Linked DNA regions of Homo sapiens: region 1 is linked to region 2. A link is an interaction called in ENCODE POLR2A ChIA-PET data of the cell type or tissue named here. Cell type or tissue: PC-9. All regions are shown on one strand. Each heading gives the region's core, and the rest is flanking DNA. Links, peaks and the distances in the headings are about the cores only. Region 1 overlaps STX1A (syntaxin 1A). Region 2 holds the start of CLDN3 (claudin 3).

Region 1 (2,500 bases), core at 1-2,500, 63 kb before region 2:
GTGCCCAGCTTGCCCCCCTGCCTGAGAGAAGCTGGATGGAAAAGTGGGACAAGACAGCTGCCTCCCTTGGGGGTGCTCCTGGCAACACCCCAGTCTCAGGACACCCCCAGGACTCTGCCCCGAGAGAAGCCGGGACTGAGCTCTGGCTATCACCTTCCCACCTGCCCCTCTGCTTGCCCCTGGGGCTGGGGTTTGTCCTAGAGGGGACAGGGAGGGGTGTTGAGAGTGGTCTATCAGGAAGGCCCCGGATGGGGTCACCTCCCAAGTGGAATGCAGTGAGGTGGAGCGGGGAAGGGGGGGTTCCGAGGCGCGGAGGAGGGCGCCTCATCCGTAGGAACAAAGGAAAAGTCGGTTACCAGCTGCTCTGACGTCTCAGCCTCTTTTGCTCAGACCCAAAATAGCCCAGGCCGGATGGCAGCCCCCAGAGGAGGCAGAGCCTGCCTTGCCCGGGAGAGCCCCCCACTCATTGCCATCTTTCCTTGAGACTTCTCCTTAACTCTGTGCCGCCTGTGCCCTAGAACCCCCAACATGAGCCCCCTCCTCTTAGCGAGAGCCTGGGACTCCGCCAGGTCTCAACTGCTCAGCTCACGGGTGGTGACTCAGAACCGGTCCCTATGACTGTGCATGACACCGCAGCAGGAGACGGTGCAGGAGGTGGCCTGCAGGAGCCCAAGGTGTGGAGCAGACAGCTCTGCTGCCCCATGCCCGCCCCACCTGCCAGCAGTGAGAGACCCACTCCCCTGCTCTTTAGAGCCCTCCGTCCCCACCCCACAATCAGCCACCTCCTGACCCTGAGCAGGAACAGCCCACAGAGGGACACACAGTGACCCAGATACCTCTGGGCGCACAGACATCCGTCTCATGCTGCCATCCAACAAATCTCTCAGGCAAGGAGCTCAGCGTGGTGAGCCCTGGGCGTCCCTCTCTCCCTCCTGCCCTTCCTGAGGCAGTCCACCCTGCTCCCACCTGACCCATTTTGCCTTCTGAGGGCGGGGCACTGGCTTAGTTGGTGTGGCACTGACCTGGGTTCATGCACACTTTGGGGCTGTGAAAAGATTTACTCTGGGTTCTTGAAGATGCCAGTGGGCTTGGGGGTGAGGGGTCATAGACCAGGAGGCCGTGCTGGAGGTGAGAAGAAAATCTGACCCCGGGCACCTGGGTGGCCAGCGCTTGCCTCCCTCAAACACCTGATGGCTGCATCCCTGGGGCTCATGGTGAGCCCCCCTCCAGGGAAGGGCACCTATGCCATCAGCCTGGCATCTCTCAGTGTAGTAAACAACATCTCAACAGGAACATGAGGACCGGGTCAGGGGGACCTGTCTGGGGACAGAGTGCGAGCCTGACACACAGGCTCCCAGTGTGGAGGGAGAGGGGTGACTTCCTGGAGCCCTGAGAATGCCCGCCCCGGGGTGCCACATGGCCAGGTGCCAGGGCTGCCAGCTCCTTCCGGAAGCTCTGCCTGCTTGGCCAGCTTGCCCTCCCACAGCGCTGACGACTTAGAGCTGCCATCTGCTCCCCTGGGAGGCGAGGGGAGGGGCGGGGCTGGACCGAGAGGCCTTCCTATTGATCACAGACAGCTTCCTCCTTCCCTCCTTCCTTCCCTCGCTCCCAGAAGCCCAGGGCTGCAGCCAGCCCAGTTGCCTTAGAAAAAAGCCAGTTCGAAATGAAAAAAAATACCTTCTTGGGGCTGGGCGTGGGGGCTCATGCCTGTAATCCCAGCACTTTGGGAGGCCGAGGCGGGCGGATCACCTGAGGTCGGGAGTTCGAGACCAGCCTGACCAATATGGAGAAACCCCATCTTTACTAAAAATACCAAAAATTAGCCGGGCGTGGTGGCGCATGCCTGTAATCCCAGCTACTTGGGAGGCTGACGTAGGAGAATTGCTTGAACCTGGGAGGCGGAGGTTGCAGTGAGCCGAGATGGCACCACTGCACTGCAGCCTGGGTGACAGAGCAAGACTCCGTCTTGAAAAAAAAAAAAAGAAAAAAGAAAAGAAAAAAGGAAAAAAGCCAGTTCGGCTGGGCGCGGTGGCTCATGCCTGTAATCCCAGCACTTTGGGAGGCTGAAGCAGGTGGATCACGAGGTCAGGAGATCAAGACTGTCTTGGCCAACATGGTGAAACCCCGTCTCTACTAAAATACAAAAAATTAGCCGGGCATGGTGGCGCGTGCCTGTAATCCCAGCTACTTGGGAGGCTGAGGCAGGGGAATCGCTTGAACCCGGAAGGCAGAGGTGGCAGTGAGCTGAGATTGTGCCACTGCACTCCAGCCTGGCGACAGAGCAAGACTCCATCTCAAAAAAAAAAAAAAAAAAAGAAAAAAAGAAAAAAAAGGCCAGTTCACCTGGGAAGGGCGGGGCCGATCGCCTCTCCCATCACCCAAGTCTTTCATGGAGACCTGGTCTGGCCGGCCTGGGATGCTGGGTACTGACCCCCCAGTTCCAAGCCGGGGACAGCTGCATTTCCCAAGGCTTCTCGTGAAACCCTCCCGACCCTGGCCC
Region 2 (7,152 bases), core at 2,544-5,043:
GCCACTGCCCCCAGCCACAATACCCCCCTACTTTTTTTTTTTTTTTTTTTTTTTTTTAAGACAGAGTCTGTCTCTGTCACCTAGGCTAGAGTGCAGTGGTGCGATCTCGGCTTGCTGCAACCTCTGCCTCCTGGGTTCAAGCAATTCTCCTGTCTCAGCCTCCCAAGTAGCTGGGATTACAGGCGTGTGCCACCACACCCGGCTAATTTTTAATATTTTTGGTAGAGATGGGGTTTCACCATGTTGACCAGGCTGGTCTCGAACTCCTGACCTCAAGTGATCCTCCCAAAGTACTGGGACTACAGTGCCCACCACCATGCCTGGCTAATTTTTGTATTTTTAGTAGAGTTGGGGTTTCACCATGTTGGCCAGGCTTGTCTTGAACTCCTGGGCTCAAGCTATCCCCCTCACCCCAACCCCTGCCACGCCTCGGCCTCCCAAAGTGCTGGGGTTACAAGCGTGAGCCACTGCTCCCAGCCACAATTCCCTTTCTATGCAAATCTCTTGCACGCATTGTCTACGGCTCCTGGTTTCAACTCTCGCCTCCCACTCCCTTTTCCATCTAGTGTTTCCGTTTCCACACCTCTTGCTAAGGCCACCAATGACCACCTGGCTACTGTGAATTCCGTGGCTATTCCTCAGGTCTCATCTTGCCTGACCACTCCTGCAACCTCAGACACTGTTGCCCACACCCACCTCCTTGAAACTCTTTTTGTTCTGTGAGTTTCTAGACTGACTTCTTCCCCGACCCTGGTTTCGGTTGCCATCCCTATGCAACGACTTTCAGGTTTACGAGATCTCTAGACGTCATCCTACTTCCTGGACGTCTCTGCCAGGACGTTCTCCAGACTCGCCAAACTCTACATTTATTTTATTTTTATTTATTTATTTTTTGAGACAAGATCTCACTCTGTCGCCCAGGCTGGATTGCAGTGGTGCATTCTCTACTCGCTGCAGCCTCAATCTCCTGGGCTCAAGTAAACCTCCCACCTCAGCCTCCCATGTAGCTGGGATTACAGGCATATACCACCACACCTAGCTAATTTTTAATTTTTTTGTAGAGATGGGGTCTCACTATGCTACCCAGGCTGGTCTCGGACTCCTAGGCTGAAGATACTCTCCAGCCTTGGCCTCCCAAAGTGCTGGGATTACAGGCGTGAGCCACCATGCCCTGGCCTCACCAAACTCTATACGTTCAAAATGGAACCCATCATCTTTCCGTCTCCTATTTTGGTAAATGATACCACTATCCAATCAGTGACCTAAGTTGAAACTCCCAGATTCCAGCCTTCTTTTCTAGATTCTCGCCTCTCTCACCCTGCACATCCAAATGGCTCCCGGGTCCTGCCCACTTTAACAGCCCCTGTCAGGTTCTGCCCCCACTCCCTGCCCCTGCCTAATTTCTGGCCACCATCATTTCACTCCAAGATGGCGGCATATCCTGTTAGGTGGTTCCCCTCCTTTATCTTTCTCCTTGAATCCCAGTTCCACAGGGGCTGCTGGAGAGGTTAAAAGCATCTGACCAGGTACTTCCCCTTTCATGACTCCCTACACCCAGAGTAAGGTTCAAAGTTTGTAATTCCACATACGGACTCTCCATGACTTGGCCTTTGCTTGCTGGAGTCCTGGGCTTTACTGACACTTCCTGTCTCCCTTTATGTTCCATCCAGTCATTTGAATCTCTCGCCCCCACCAAGTCACCCTGTGCCTGGGTTCAGGCCCCTTTTCCCGCCTGAATCTCCTGTGTTTTCTCCAAGGCACCAGTGCCTCTCCACACTGTTCACCTTAACCACTCCTCTGGGGTGTGTGTGTGTGTGTGTGTGTGTGTGTGTGTGTGTGTGTTTTGTCGTTGTTGTTTTTGAGACAGGGTCTCACTCTGTTGCCCCAGCTGGAGTGCAGTGGCACAATCATAGCTCACGGTAGCCTTTACCTCCTGGGCTCAAGCCATCCTCCTGCTTCAGCCTCCTGAGTAGCTGGGACCACAGGTGTATGCCATCATACCCAGTTAATTTTTTTTTTTTTTGGTAGAGATAGGGTCTTGCTATGTAGCCCAGGTTGGTCTCGAACTCCTGGGCTCAAGCGAGCCTCCCACCTCGTCCTCTAGGAGTGAGCCAGTGAGACCCGGCCTCAAGCCCCTCTGAGATACCCCTTCTAAGTCCTCCCTCTTTCCCTCCCTTGAGGGTCCCAGGAAGGAGATGGGGACCCTTTCTCATCTCTCCCCCAGGTGAGAAGATTTGGCCCGGTTTTACTTTTGGTGGCGTGTTTTATCCAAACAATAGGTCTTTTTGTTTTCGTTTTTCCAATAGGAAATGGCAGTACGGAATGCGCTCTTTCACAAGGCGCACGGGAGATTCCGAATGTGTCGGGTATTGTGCGGGGTCCGGGCTCCCAGCACAGACCCAGGGGCACATCTCTGCCACCTTCCCCTCCCATCCCCAGCCATGGCGTGCGGAAAGTGCTCATGCCTGCTTCCTAGATTGGGCGCTGGCTTTGGCCTCACAGGCTGTCTTCCGAATCCCCAGGGAGTGGGCAAGTGACCACCCCGCCATCACCAAGCTCAGCTTACAACCCCATCTTCCCTCTAAGCTCCATCCGGGAGAGCGAGATCCAGCCAAGGCCGCCCCGAGGGGGAGCTCTGCAGGGAGGTGGAGGCGCTGGGAACAAGGAGGCTCCAGCGAGTGCAAAACGAAAGGCTTTTATTGAAAAATATCAAGTGCCCCTTCCAGGGCTGCCGGTCCCTGCCCAGCGCGAGCATGGGGGCAGCGGCCCGATGGGGCTCGACGGGGTGGTCAAGTATTGGCGGTCACCCAGGCCCCGTGCTCCAGAAGGGTGAGGTTTCACAGTCCATGCAGGTTGGTCCCTGGGCCCCGAAGTCGACTGCCCGGCCCGCAAAGCCGTGGCTGCTGGGGAAGCTGCCCCAGTCCAGCGCGGGGGCTTCCTGGCTTCTGGGGGTGGGCTGGCCTCCGAGGCAAGGCTGCACGCTGGATGGCCTGGTGCGCGCTCCAGCTCGCGGTGGTGGTGGTGGTGTTGGTGGTGGTGGTGGTGGTGGGGTCTCCCTGCGTCTGTCCCTTAGACGTAGTCCTTGCGGTCGTAGCCTGTGCCCAGGCTGGCTCCCGGGCCGGTGGAGCGCGGCGCGGAGTAGACGACCTTGGTGGCCGTGTACTTCTTCTCGCGTGGGGGACACGAGCAGCAGAGCAGCGCGCCCCCCAGCAGCTGCAGCGCCGCGGCCGCCCAGCCCACGTACAGGCCCGCGCCCATCTCGCGCTTCTGCGCCTCGGGCACCACGGGGTTGTAGAAGTCCCGGATAATGGTGTTGGCCGACCAGGACACCGGCACGAGGGTGAGCAGGGCGGCGAGAAGGAACAGCACGCCTGCCACGATGGTGATCTTGGCCTTGGCCGTGTCGTCCTGCACGCAGTTGGTGCACTGGGCGCCCACCAGCGCCACTAGCAGCCCGAAGGCGGCCAGCAGGATGGCCACCACGATGAGGGCGCGGGCCGCCTGAAGGTCCTGTGGCAGTGCCAGCAGCGAGTCGTACACCTTGCACTGCATCTGGCCGGTGCTCTGCACCACGCAGTTCATCCACAGGCCCTCCCAGATGTTCTGCGACGTGATGATGTTGCTGCCGATGAAGGCCGACACGCGCCACATGGGCAACGCGCAGCACACGATGGTGCCCAGCCAGCCCAGCACGGCCAGCGCGGTGCCCGTGATCTCCAGGCCCATGGACATGGCTGCCGCGGCAAGGCCCGCTCCACCGGGTGGCTCCGGGTGCGGGGAGACGAGGGGCCGGGGCCGCTGGGCCTGGCGGGAGCTGCGGCGCCCCGACGGACGGACGGACGGACGGACTGACTCACCGACGGCGCGCGCTAACGGCTCGGCTCCATACGCTCTCGCCGCGGCTGCGCCTGCACCTGCCTGTGGCTTTGTGGGCGGGCGGCGGCGACTGGGCTGGCCCTGGGCTGGGGCCGGTGCGTCTTAGCTAAGTGCCCAGCGCTCCGGTGGGGGCGGTAGGGGCGGAGCCGCGCTCTCCAGGGCCTAAGGACAGTGACGTGGCCCCTGCCTCCCACCTTCACCGAGCGTCCTGGGAGGAAGGACTTGGCCCTGCGCGGCCCACAACGCCGGGGTAGGGGGGTTGCCAAGGAAGGGCGGGACCTGACCCAGCCCCCGCCCCTCGGTCCTTGTCCCTCTCTGCTCGGGAATGAATTCTCCGGGGCAAAACCGAGGACGGGATGCGTCAGGGGCTTGGGGTGCAAATCCCAAAGAATTTGACACGGCTTCTCTCTCCTCACCACTTTGGGCGCTTTTGGCACGTGCCGCGTGGGGATGGGGGCGCTGCCAATTACCCCGGAACGGCGGGGCGGGGAGGACCAGGGTGGGCGTGGCCGCGGCTGTTTGCAGGAGCCGCGCACCTGCTGCTCTGCCCCTCCCGTACACACGTCGCACAGGCTCAGCCTGAGTCCGGGCGGTGGGGTTGTCCAGCCCAGGAATTGCTGGGCCCAGAAGCCAGGGACTGCCTGCGCAAAGGTACCCAAAAGATGCCCTTAAGCCTAACTAAGCTCAAATTCCTCTCCAGCTCTCCCTCCAGTTCCCATCGCTGGCCGTGAGCCTGCATGCCTTTAGCTAAGCTGCTCTCCCCTCCCAGAAGTCCCCCTCCTCCCATTGAGTCCCCTCCCCTCTCCGAGCCCTGTCCTCCCTCCCTTTGAGCCTGAGTCAGGGCTGAGGCCCACCTTAATGAAATGGTGGTGAAAGAGGTTCGATCTCCGCAAAAGTGGGAAATCGGGCAGGACCGAGCACCGTGGTGGCTGACTCCTGTAATCCTCGCACTTTGGGAGGCTGAGAAGGGAGGATTGCTTGAGACCAGGAGTTCGACACCAGCCTGGGCAAAATAGTGAGACCCCGTCTCTACAAAAAATTAAAAAACTAGCCAGGTGTGGTGGCGTGTGCCTATAGTCCCAACTACTCCGGAGGCTCAGGCAGGAAATTACTTGAGCCCAGGAGTTCGAGGCTGCAGTGAGCTATGATCGCACCACTGCACTCCAGCCTGGGCATCAGAGCAGACCCTGTTTAAAAAAAAAAAAAAAAAAAAAAAAAAAGGTTGGGAAGTCAGAAATGCTACACTCAAAGCCCTGGCTGTCACACCTGGACGATCGTTCCCCCTTCTTCACCAAGCTCAGAGCCCTTCAGATTTGGCCTTGGAGGTTCAGCCTGGGCTGTTCCTAACCCCATCCCCTCTCTTCCCCTCAGAGCAGCCCTTGCATACCACATGCCCCTGCCTCAGAGTCCCTGCACTTACTGTCCCCTGTACATGGAACATGCCTGCAGACATCCACATAGCTTACTCCTAACTGCCTTCAGCTTTTTGCTCTCAGTGAGTCTTTCCCTGACCACCCTATTTAAAACTGCAGCTTCTGGCTGGGTACGGTGGCTCACGCCTGTAATCCCAGCACTTTGGGAGGCTGAGGCGGGTGGATCACTTGAGGTAAGGAGTTCCAGACCAGCCTGGCCAACGTGGCGAAATCCCGTCTCTACTAAAAATGCAAAAATTAGCCAGGCGTGGTGGTACACGCCTGTAATACCAGCTACTCGGGAGGCTGAGGCAAGAGAATTGCTTGAACCCAGGAGGTGGAGGTTGCAGTGAGCTGAGATCACACCCCTGCACTCCAACCTGGGTGACAAAGCGAGACTCTTTGTCTCAAAATAAAATAAATAAAATAAAATAAAATAAAATTGCAGTTTCTTACCCCACAATGCCTGCCCCCCTTTAATACTTTATATTCTGCTTAGCATGTAACACCATCGGACAATATTCTATATTTTTCTTATTTATGTTTCATTGTACTTAAAAAAATTTTAAATTGGCAATGATCGTACCTACGCGTGGCACACCCAGTGATGTTTTAATACATAGAATGTATAGTAATCATATCAGGGTAATTGGCATATTCATCATCTCAAACTTTTATTTCTTTGTGCTGGGAACGTTCAATAACTTATTTATTTATTTATTTTAGAGACAGTGTCTTGCTCTGTCACCCAGGCTGGAGTGCAGTGGTACTATCATAGCTCACTGCAGCCTTGAATTCTTGGGCTTAAGCAATCCTCTAGCTATAGCCTCCCAAGTAGCTGGGACTACAGGCATATACCACCAAGCCCACCTAATTGTTTCATTTTTTTTTGTAGAGATGGGGTCTCACTGTGTTGCCCAGGCTAGTCTTGAACTCCTGGTCTCAAGCAATCCCCCAACCTTGGCATCCCGAAGTGCTAGGATTACAGGTGTGAGCAGCAGTGCCCAGCCTATTTTTTTTTTTAAACGAAATCTCGCTCTTTTGACCAGGCTGGAGTGCAGTGGTGCAATTTCGGCTCACTGCAACCTCCACCTCCTGGGTTCAAGCAATTCTTCTGCCTCAGCCTCCCAAGTAGCTGGGACTACGGGCACGTGCCACCACGCCCAGCTAATTTTTGTATTTTTAGTAGAGATGGGGTTTCACCATATTGGCCAGGTGGTCTCGAACTCCTGACCTCATGATCTGCCCGCCTTGGCCTCCCAAAGTGCTGGGATTACAGGCATGAGCCATGGCACCCAGCCAATTTTTAAATTGTTTCTTTCTTTCTGTTCCAGTATGTCAGCTCCATTGGGACATCTGTAATGTCCCAGAACAGGCAAGAATTTTGCTGGTTTTATTCACTGCTGCATTCCTATTGCCTAGAATGGTGTTGGGTACTCAACAGAGAGTCGATTTAGTGACTTGAATGAAGGGAAGACTTTCTCATGTTCCTTCAACCTTGCCTACCCAGGCTTTCCTACTGGCATAAATGACTGATAAAGGGATACTGCTGTGCTGAGTCAAGGGGGCTTGGTCATCTTGTAGGAGTCAAGGGCTCTTCCAGAGAGAAGAGAGACCCCATTGAGCTGGGCCTTGGGGTTTTTTGGGGTTGCCTCCATATCTCAAATCACAGGCATGCAGCCTGTGCCCTCTTCTGTAAATGCCTAAGCCTTGGAATGATAGAAGAGCAAGAAACATGGCTGGGTGCAGTGGCTCACACCTGTAATCCCAGCACTTTGGGAAGCTGAGGCGGGTGGATCACCTGAGGTCAGGAGTTCGAGACCAGCCTGGCCAGCATGGTGAAACCCCGTCTCTACTAAAAATA

The links. Peaks named below come from ENCODE experiments on the same cell type or tissue, not always from the same donor. Only the 100,000 strongest peaks of a DNase experiment are listed, where the experiment ranks them.
Region 1: POLR2A ChIA-PET joins it to region 2 with 11 read pairs; 4 of 35 experiments call an interaction of 5 or more read pairs at or near these places.

What each region holds. Positions count from the first base shown.
Region 1 is chr7:73,705,967-73,708,466 of GRCh38, forward strand. All of the region lies in intron 3 of STX1A (syntaxin 1A), which reads right to left. Among named protein-coding and RNA genes, the nearest start is that of MIR4284, 4.1 kb to the right of the region's middle. RefSeq lists a silencer at 1,125-1,334 and an enhancer at 1,181-1,933. In PC-9, for the core only: no CTCF peak of the experiment used is centred there; DNase peaks (open chromatin) are centred at 635, 885 and 1,465; H3K4me3 peaks cover 520 bases; H3K27ac peaks cover 2,255 bases.
Region 2 is chr7:73,766,318-73,773,469 of GRCh38, forward strand. It overlaps CLDN3 (claudin 3), which reads right to left and starts at 3,953. Exons shown (of 1, transcript NM_001306.4): 1 at 2,680-3,953. The coding sequence starts at 3,732. The coding sequence ends at 3,070. In PC-9, for the core only: no CTCF peak of the experiment used is centred there; DNase peaks (open chromatin) are centred at 4,024 and 4,424; H3K4me3 peaks cover 1,668 bases; H3K27ac peaks cover 810 bases.